Regions from separate parts of the Mus musculus genome. Here region 1 is linked to region 2. Evidence: chromatin loops called from intact Hi-C (ENCODE). Cell type or tissue: heart. All regions are shown on one strand.

Region 1 (5,000 bases), 80 kb before region 2:
ATTTTTAACATCAATGGGCAAAACATCCTAAACTCTATGGCCTGCAAGTTCAAAGTCAAGTACCCTGAAGGTGTGTCTCAGAAGTCTCCTTATTCCCCAGAGCAATTTTACTCGTAACACTCTAGAATTGAAAAAAGCCAAACTATAGATTCTCTGAGGTCCTGACTAGGCTTTCTTTCTACTTGGTGCACAATGAGAATGATGATAGTTCTCTCTCTTCCCTCAGAAGAGTTGACAATACCAGAACTTTGAGTTGGGAGAATCTGACTTCAATTCTCTGAATTCAGTAGGTGAAATTAGGCCCAAGCACACAGCCAGCTACAGACTGAAACTCGATTAGAACTCTGATCTTCTTCCCTCGTCAAACTTTCTTCACCACATCTCCACAAGTCGGGTTTTTCTTCCTTATCAGATTCATCCACAGATGAGTTCTTGGTGAAGAAACACTAAAAGGAGGCTTTGCGGTGGTATCAGAAGTCAAACTCTAGACCACTAAGCCCTGAGCGAAAATCCTATCCCCCTTGATCAAGCTGGTCAGGACTCAGGATCAATGGCAGTTCCCAAGCCATCCCCTGCACCGGCTTAAGCTAAGAGGAGTTAGAGCCATTTGTCTGGAAAGACACTGGCTTCTTTATTTGATGGCTGCCCCCACCCCCTGGCCCTTCTGCTCCCTAAAGTGTGTGGTAGGGAACAAGACACAGGATGCCTTCCATATAATGACTGTGGTCTGCCTGAAATAGGAAGCACATGCACTTGTACCATCTTGATTTGGAGCTAACTTTAGCTCCATGGCTTCTTTTTAAGTTGGCCTAGCCCGACTGGGCACATCAGGGTTTGGTCTAAGAAGTTTTAAAAATAGAATTCACAAAACCACAGTGTTGAACCAAAATTGTTCAGATGATGGTAGGAAGCGATTGAGATGCTCTTGGTGACATTGCCAGGAAGAGGCCTCTCAAGCGCACAGTGGCAGCTGGGAAGCCACAGGGATGAATGGATTCGCTCATCGGTGTGAGGGCAACAATGGGCCCTGTGTGGCGCCTTCGCCGTGGTTATGGAAGTAGCAAGAGTTTCCCATAATCCTTCATCAACGGTGGCAGTGTATTCCAGCCACATGCTGGGGACAAGTGTGACAAAATTTTCTTGCCAGCTTGTAGGTGCTGCCCTCTCTTCCGTCTAGCTCTCAGAATCAGAGGAGTGTCTAACCACAGTTCACAATCCGCAGAACAGCTACCAAGGGCAGCTCAAGATCCCAGCCTGCTACTTCTCTTCAAATCTAGGTTTCAATCTTGGTTAATGTTTGCCCAGAAATATGTAATTGCGGACTTCCTCCTCATAAACCCTTCCAGCACACAGACTACTGAGCTAGCACGCTGTTATTATCGTTCTGCCTGAGGCTAAAGCAGGGCGTGCCTTTCTGGTTCCAGTGTAGATAGCCAGGCCCCTGCAAGGAGGTCTGCATGGCTGGTTGTAGCTTAGGGGAAACGGCCATCTTGCCTATTTCCCAGAATGTCACGACTCTTCACCTTCAAATAAACAAAATGTAACCAGTTCCTTGCCTAGAAAGTCACCACTGCCCTTTTCCTGTTTGTGTGGAGAGTGCCTCCTTCACTCTGCCAAGTTGATTCAGAAGGGCCTGCTCCCTTCCCCTCACACAACTAACTTGTGGGGGAGGAGAGCCTCCATGAGGAGGCTCTCTCTCTGCCTCCCTAGAACAGGAAACAAATACCGTTGGAGCTCGCTGAAAACTCTCCCTGCCATCCTGCCTCTCTCTGCTTCTGCTCACTCAAAAGGTTCACATGATTCTCCTAACCTTTGCTCTCTTAGCTAAAGGGACTTTCTTATAGATCACCACATTCACAGCGGTCAGTAGTTACCTCCAGTCTATACACTTGAATAATCTCTTTATCTTAAGGTATAGTGTACATATCACATTTTTCCTTTGTACTGTACTGTTCGGGGCATTTTTACAAATGCATACAGGCACATACCCACCCCACAACTGGAGTCAACTCCTCCCCTAACCACAACCCCGGGGCAACCATTATTTTCTGTTCCCGAAGCTCTTTCTGCACTCAGCCTTTGGATGATAGCTTCTTCCGCTTAGCACAGTGTTTGAGTCACGTCTATGCTGTTGCCATAAAAGCATGTATGCTTCACAGTTGGGCTCCTTGCACTTACAAGTAGCCATCTACTCCTTTATATTTGGATCATTTCCAGTTTGGGGCACCATTGAAGAAACACCTCTAAACCATCACATTCTGCTTTACTGTGAAAGTAAATTTTCTCTTCTCAGTTATTGGAAAAGAGTGGTCACCAAGAAGCAAGCTGAGCAGTAAACTGCTTGGCAGTAAACATCTCCTCCTGAGTCACATTGAACTCAACTTGGGAAAAGTATATTAAGGGTTAGGCTGTTGATCTTTGTATAAGAACACATGTATGGAGTTCTTAGCTCAAGGCTGTAAATCTAGCTCATCAAAAAAGATTCTGCAACAAGAATCAAGCATTCTCTGTGCATTCCTATGTAGGCAATGGGGGGCATTTTATCACTGTGTCTACAAATATATGTTCTGATATTGAATGATCCCTGATTGAATCAAAGGGCCCAAATATACCATAAAGCATTACATTCTTTCTCAGGGGCTGAATGATGGTTCCCTCAGTAAAGTGTTCCTGAGGACCTGAATCCCAACCTCAGAACCCAAGTGAAGAGTCATGAATGGCAGCAGGATTTTTCTTTTAACACCATTGCTGAGGAGGTGTGAATACGAGGATCCTAGGAGCACGCCTGGGCGAGTCAACCGAGCCTAACTGGGGAGCTAACCCAAGTTCAGCAAGAGACCTTGTCTCAAAAATAAAGGTTGATGGCTCCTGAAGGATGGCACCCAGGGTTGACCTCTGGCTTCCATACACACATGCACCCAACTCCCCACCCCACAGGTGCACATACACATAAACATGCACACATACATACACACAAAATTAATTGTTCAATGTTAAATTAAAATTTCATTTTAAATGCAACTTCTTTTCAAGCATAATTGACCTCAAACTTATCAATTAGCATGTGTGGCTTACAATGTATTATATCTGTTGACCTGTACTTTGTGGATTTCACAGATACAATTGCCACACTCTGAGGGAATTTCTTCTAGTAAAAGAAACAAGAAATTAACATGAAATTCTAACGAAATTGCAAAATAGTGTTGACTATTAGTTAAAGGCCAAAGGCAGAAAAACAACGGGTAAGGTATGAGATAAGACTCCGTACAGACTTACTGCTGTTTGTTGAATATTCCTCTATTAACAATTCAAAAGTACAGTAATGAGAACAGGAAATAGAAACAGGCCAGGCAGGGCAAGGACCCCAAAAGCAGCAGTTCTGAGAAAGTCCTTGCTGGAGGCAGGAATGTCAAGGACTAAGGCCCCTGCTTCTTTGAGAGCTCCTAATGAGTAGCTCTGCTGTCCATGTTCATCTTCAGAAGGCTGTTCGTGAATACTGGCTAAAACAAGAGGAGATACATGAACTAAGAGGAGAACATGATACATTCTCCACAGTAAAGCAGTGTGATGGTTTGGAATCCAGGTAGGGCTACCCTGGCTGACCAGTTCATCCCCTCCCCAGCTCATCTGCCTCACCTCAGTTTCTTCCATAAGGCTTTCTAAAAGCCTCCAGACTCATATGACCTGAAAGTCCCCCACCCCTCCCTGAGTACTAGCTCTCATAATACTAGACGACCTCATATAAGCTCCAAGGGAGGAAAGCAAATAACAGAACTACCCAGTTATGACGCATATGAACCACAACCAACCAACATGATAAAATAATCATAGGGGCGCAGTGGTGGCATGCATATCTTGGCAGTAACCAACAACTCTCTAACAAGACCTGCTGAACAAGAGGGCAAACATGCTTGGTACTGGACACCTAGCAGAAACTACAGCGACCACTGTCCTAAAGCAGCATAATCCATAACTACCCTCCAAATATTTAACCCATCTGCCTACGAGTAGATGTGATTCTAACTCTTCACCAAATAAACTTCTCTTTGCAACAGAGACAATTGCAGAAAAGCACAACCCATCAAAATGCAAAGAACAAGAGATTGTGTGCTGCCTAGTCCCAAATAATACATCTACAACACAGCTCCTGCACCTAAGCCTCAGGTTCGTTGTAGAAAGGAGGCAGAAAGACTGTAACAGCCAAAGTAATGGGAACTTTACTGTGAGACGGCATCTCCTAGAAATGTCAGAAAGGGTGCACCATGAAGTCTCATCAACATGGCTGACTAAATAAGACTTGAACAATGACACCAATGGATATGCTAACATGGAAGGGGGAAGGCTCAAGACACCTCAGCTCTAAATAAAGAACTCCAGCAGGAATTCTGTGAGTCGGAGAAATAGTCTTACACAATGGAATCATATACATACAAGTAATATTTTATGAATTGTGCAGGGTATATTTATGTGCTTAGGGATATATACACATATATCTCCCTAAATACGAGTATACGTGTGTGTGTATACATATATAATTGTGTGTGTGTATATATATATATATATATTTTTTTTTTTAAAGAAAAAGAGGCCATGAATTTGAGAGAAGCAAGAACAATGGCACATGAAAGAGTTTTGAGGGAAAAGGGAAAGGGGAGAAATGATATAATTATATAATTATATAAACTTAATATTAAAAACTTAACATCCGGGCTGGTGAAATGGCTCAGTGGGTAAGAGCACCCGACTGCTCTTCCAAAGGTCCTGAGTTCAAATCCCAGCAACCACATGGTGGCTCACAACCATCTGTAACGAGATCTGACTCCCTCTTCTGGAGTGTCTGAAGACAGCTACAGTGTACTTACATATAAATAAATAAATATACATAAAATAAAAACTTAACATCCCACCAGCAGCTCTATGGTATCCCACATCCCTCAGACACCTACTACAATACAGAAGCTCTGCTCTCCCTCTCATCTTTTGTTTTGGGGGAAGGCATA
Region 2 (5,000 bases):
GCTTGTCTCATGCTCGCTGCACACTCACCCTCGAACCAAACCGAAACCAAAACCTCGATTACCAGGATGGACAGACAGAAAAGACAAAGAAGACAGAAGTGAGGTCCACGCGCTCACCTTCACGCGACCCACAACATAAAACATCAAAGGGCCAACTCACCAAAGAAAACACCGAAGGGACACAACAGCCGCACCACGAGGTCGAACCATGAGCGCAGTCCTTGTAGCAACAGGCAAAGTTGAGCCCCCATTAAAGGAGATTTGTAACTATGAAGTGGTCCGTCAACAATGCTGGGTGCCTGTGCCCTGGACAGCTCTCTGCCCGCCCCTACCTGCTCTTGGGGGTTGGGGGCGAGTTGGCACAGAGTCAACGTTGATACAGACTCCAGGAGCGCCTGAGAAATGCTGCACACTGCTGCTAAGTCCTTTAATAACCTCCACCCACATCCCCATTGGTCCCAAGAGTCGCTATTCTAAACAGCAGTTCCTGATTGGCTGGCAATTCTTGCGTTCTCACTGTCTTCAATTTGGTCCTTCTGCAGGACACGTTTTTTGTGGCTGTGTGGCCCCCATTTACAATAGAGGCAGCCCCGCCGCTGTTCCTGCAGGCTTCTAGCTCTCTCTGCTAGAAGAAGAGAAACCCAGACACCCAATCATACCACTTGGAGGTGTGTTGCCCTCCATCTTCCCTGGCCATTCCCAAACTGTCGAGCACAACTCAGGAAACCAGCAAAGGGCAGGTTTGCTTCAAACTGTTTATCTTGCCTGCTAATAAAACCTAACAGCGGTATCCACTGCTTAAAGCACATGATGGACAAACAATAGATAGATGATAGACAAACAAACGATAGAAATAAGGTAGACTAATTGACAGATGATATATGTAACTATTTTTTTTTTTGCTAGATGGCAGATAATGATAGACACACATTTCTATGTCACTATATTCTAAAAAATAGGTGTAAGTTTTTCATGTTGATTTGGGGGCGGGGAGATATTTATTCAATAAAGCATAAATGGTGAAACCTGGAAAAGGCAGAGGACAAAAATCGTTTTTTTCTTTGTAACCCCTTATATGTGTAACGTTATGAAAATGTCCATTCTTAAATGAGGATGGAAAACGAGTTAATGGGGAGTTAGTCTGGATCTCCAGGAACACTGCCACCTATGAAACAAAGCCTGAAGTTCCCTCTCTCCCTTTCATCTTTAGCTTCCTTCCTTCACATACCTTCCGGCTGCCTCAGGGGACACCAGGATCCCTATCACCTTTACAGCAGGTTCCTCTTCACATTCAAACCTAGGAAATCAGAGACAGCCGGTACATTCCGGAGTAAGCTAGAAAAGTCACATTCCTTTTAAGCCACGACAAGGGATAGGCTGCTCACAGTAAAAAAATCACGACAAAAAAACAGAAAGCCCAGAAGCTTGGAGCAAAGAAGGCAGTTTACCCTCAGACTAGGAAATGTCAAAATGAAGACGTTAATATGCTAATCAACCTCACAGTCCTCAAATCTGACTATCGCGGAAGAGTAGTGTATCCACGAGTACAGTTTAGAGCTGGAAAAGTCAACTTCTCCCATCTTCTCCTCTACCAGTTCTAACACACATCCCATGAATTTGGCACCACAGGCATCGAAGAACTGTTCTGAAAGACACAAAATCACTGGTCCTTCCCTGTATCCAGCAGGCAACAAAGTCATCCTGTATATCTATAATTAAGAAAAAAAAAATTTAGAGCCACCTTTCAAAGCACACTGAGCAAACTTCCACTCTGTGGCTTTGTACACATTTTACTTAAAATAATAGAGACCATCTGGAAAATTGTTCTTGGAGGAACTCAACAGCACTTTTGATTAATATGTTGATGTAGATCTATGTCCAGTTTATATTTTGATTAATACCTTGATGTTGAACCACACACAATTTATAATCTATCTGTATACTGTGTAACATCGCTAAAATCCTGGTGTGAGCATCTGTCCTAAAACGGCCTGCAAAGTAAACAGAAGGAGTTTAATAAGGACAAGAGCATTTTTAAATATGTCATTGTTTTTACAGCCTGCTCATTCTCACCCCCATCTCCTCCCCCACAGGCCCCCTCTGCAGACATTGTACTCCCTATGACAGCATCCCACACAAAGAAGCAACTGCCAGTCCCTGAGCCGTCAGGACACAGCCTGGCCCTATCTAATCAAGGGCAGAAGGTCACTTCCGAACAACTAGGCAATAAAAGATTATTTCCAGTGACAAAACAGAGAGGCCCAGTGGTGGGGTGGAGTGCAGGGAGGGAGGGAGGAAGGGAGGGAGGGAAGGAGGGTGAAGGGGGCGGTCGGCTGGAGGAAGCACATTGACTCTGGGCAGCAGACGGGAACCATCTGCCTCCCTCCAGACCTGTGCTGAGAGAAAAGCCTCTTTAAGGGGCCAGTGATTCTGGGCTGTGCGATTCAAACCTGAATAACATAAAACCAGCTTTCCCAGGCCAAGAAAAATGAGAGAGAGAGAGAGAGAGAGAGAGAGAGAGAGAGAGAGAGAGAGCGCTCAGTTAACAAGAGAACACACTGTTATTTGGGGGGTCAGATCAGAAAATAAGATTTTGAAGAGGAGCTGGCCAGCTGTCATTTGAAGCTGACCTTCAGCTAATATACAAGCATGCACACCGTTTTTGAGGAATATATATTTTTTTCTAATTACACTGTGTTGGTATCCTCTTGGGTCCCACAAGGATGAGTTAGCACTCATCCTCCACGCCCTTCCTCCATCTCTCATGCCCTAGTGTCTAGAGTCTTCTTACTTGGTATTATAAAGTACCTTGGACCCCTGGGAAGATGAAGGAAGTAAAAAAAAAAAAAATGCTCTTATGAATCAGCTAGGGTAGGTCTGGGAAAAGACAGAACTGCAGCCAGTATGTCTTGTTCTCTCCACCTTTCCTTCCTGTCTGTCCCCATGCGTTGTTCCCAAGCACCTCACTTCTCCAGGCTGTAGTTCTGTGTTTTTTGTTTGTTTTTGTTTGTTTTGTTTTTTACTATAGAGTAATTACCAACTGCAATAGCAAGTGCTTAGGCTTGAGACCACTGCTGACCATGGGGCTGTAAACAGCAGGTCCTAATTACAATAATCCTGAGTCACAGGACAGGAAGCCTGGCCATCCTTAGACTATTGTGTTTCCCTTCTTGGGGGGAGGGGTGAAGGGGTGTATATAACAAGGTGCTATAGTATGACGGGAGGGAGCACCTCTGCGGGACCCGCCAAGGTGTTCCCCTGAGGAATCAGCCATGCAACGGGCCTGATATGAAGGTTTATCGGTGCTGTGGGGAGCAGGTCTGGGAAAGGGGTAGAGGCAGAGAAAGTAGAGAAACAGAGAAGAACAGGGAGAAGAGAGAGGGGAAGAGGCTGACTGTGCACAGACAGTGGCAATGCAAGCTGGTGCTAGGTTGGAGCCTAAAGGAATTGCTGGGGGTTGGGGGGAGAGATGCAGGATGCCACCAGAGATGGCCACTCATACACAGTTTATAGCCAATTAGAAGTCTTTATTCCAGTTGTTTGAGACTACAGCCAGGTACTCTAGACCTAACTGTAGTCCTGAGTGTCCAGCACACAGGGGCAGAAACCATGTCCTGGCATCTCTCACAGCAGCTGCTGCTTTGAACAAGCAAGCAGTTTAACAGAAGCTGAAAAAAGCGGTTAGCCAGCAAGGATTGGGTCAGGGTGGAAGAGGGTAGCACAAGCAGACAGTTTCTTAACAGAAGCTAAGATAAATCAGCTGGGGCACCTTGACCTCAGGTTCCCAGAATAGAGTTGGGTACTTTTCCGTGAGATTCTCCTTAAGTAGAGATCAAATCTATTTAAACCTGAAATGGCCTCAGCAAGAATACAGGGTGGAGGGGTGCCTCTATACTCTCTTGCTCCATTATGTTAGCATGCCAGCTAGTGGGACACTGTGGAGGTACTATAAATATAAGCATCTATTGAAAAACAAAATATGGGATTTGGCTTGAATGTCCATCAGGTCACCTAACAAGCCTTGCTAGGAAGGAAATGGCATTCCAATATTACTTTGAAGACAGCTGAACCTTTGTCCCCACAGAGCACACTGAGGGAAGACTGGATGGGGTGGGCTTCATTTGAGTAGGAAACAGAAGTACAGAGACCAGAGAACTTCCTGTCTGAGTTTCATGTAAGAGAAGAAAAGTAAAGAACTTTGTACATCACCAATGCATCTTATGAATAAATAGCAAGTACCATTCCTCAGTCGCTGCCCAACAGGTGTGGTCGGGTTGACACCAAGGATCTGTCTCATCAAGGAGTTTGTCTGCACTCGGACAACAGGCAAAGCAGGTCAGATGCACAGTCAGGAAACACCACCAGTGGGACAGCACAGGAAGAACAAGAATCTGAACAAACCCTGGAGGTACAATGATACCCTCACACACTCCTGTCAGATGACAGAGCAGAGCAGCCACTCCAGAAAAGTGTGAGGTTCACTCAAAAGAAACTATGGTTTTGTGATATGACCCAGCAACTCTACTCAACAGTACCAGAAGCAAGAACTCAGGCGTGATCAGCCCTGAGCTTATAACAGTATTCACGACAGCCAACCTGTAAATGCCCCCAAACGGTATTTGAGGGATAAAGATCCAGGATGTGATATCCACACACAATTCAGTACCACTTGGCCCTTCACAGAGGAGATGCTGGCTCTAGCAACCGCATGAAGAACTTGGAAACCATCCAATTAAATGCAAGAGGCCAGACACACGTGTAAAATTATTGAAGATTCTATTTGTGTGAGAGCACCAGATTTGAAGAAATGAAAGCAAAACAGTGGATGCCAGGGCCTGGGGTGACTCCTCAGAGCTAACACTTAGTAGGTCAGCATTACAGTGGCAGAGAGCTCAGTGTCTGACAGTATTTGCTTCCTGTGCAAAGGACATGAGTTTGGTTCTTAGAGCTCATACCAGGCACTCACAACTGCCTGTAACTCCAGCACCAGGGGAACTAAC

The links. Hi-C counts contacts between places; a loop is a spot of excess contacts. Peaks named below come from ENCODE experiments on the same cell type or tissue, not always from the same donor. Only the 100,000 strongest peaks of a DNase experiment are listed, where the experiment ranks them.
Region 1: a loop joins it to region 2, with 1.8 times the contacts of the local background. A loop is called at or near these places in 6 of 42 quality-filtered maps.

What each region holds. Positions count from the first base shown.
Region 1 is chr3:37,744,505-37,749,504 of GRCm38, reverse strand. No RefSeq gene overlaps it. Among named protein-coding and RNA genes, the nearest start is that of Gm42210, 6.2 kb to the left of the region's middle. In heart, no CTCF peak of the experiment used is centred here; no DNase peak of the experiment used is centred here; H3K27ac peaks cover 786 bases.
Region 2 is chr3:37,664,227-37,669,226 of GRCm38, reverse strand. No RefSeq gene overlaps it. Among named protein-coding and RNA genes, the nearest start is that of Gm46799, 10 kb to the right of the region's middle. In heart, no CTCF peak of the experiment used is centred here; a DNase peak (open chromatin) is centred at 2,146; H3K27ac peaks cover 736 bases; H3K27me3 peaks cover 324 bases.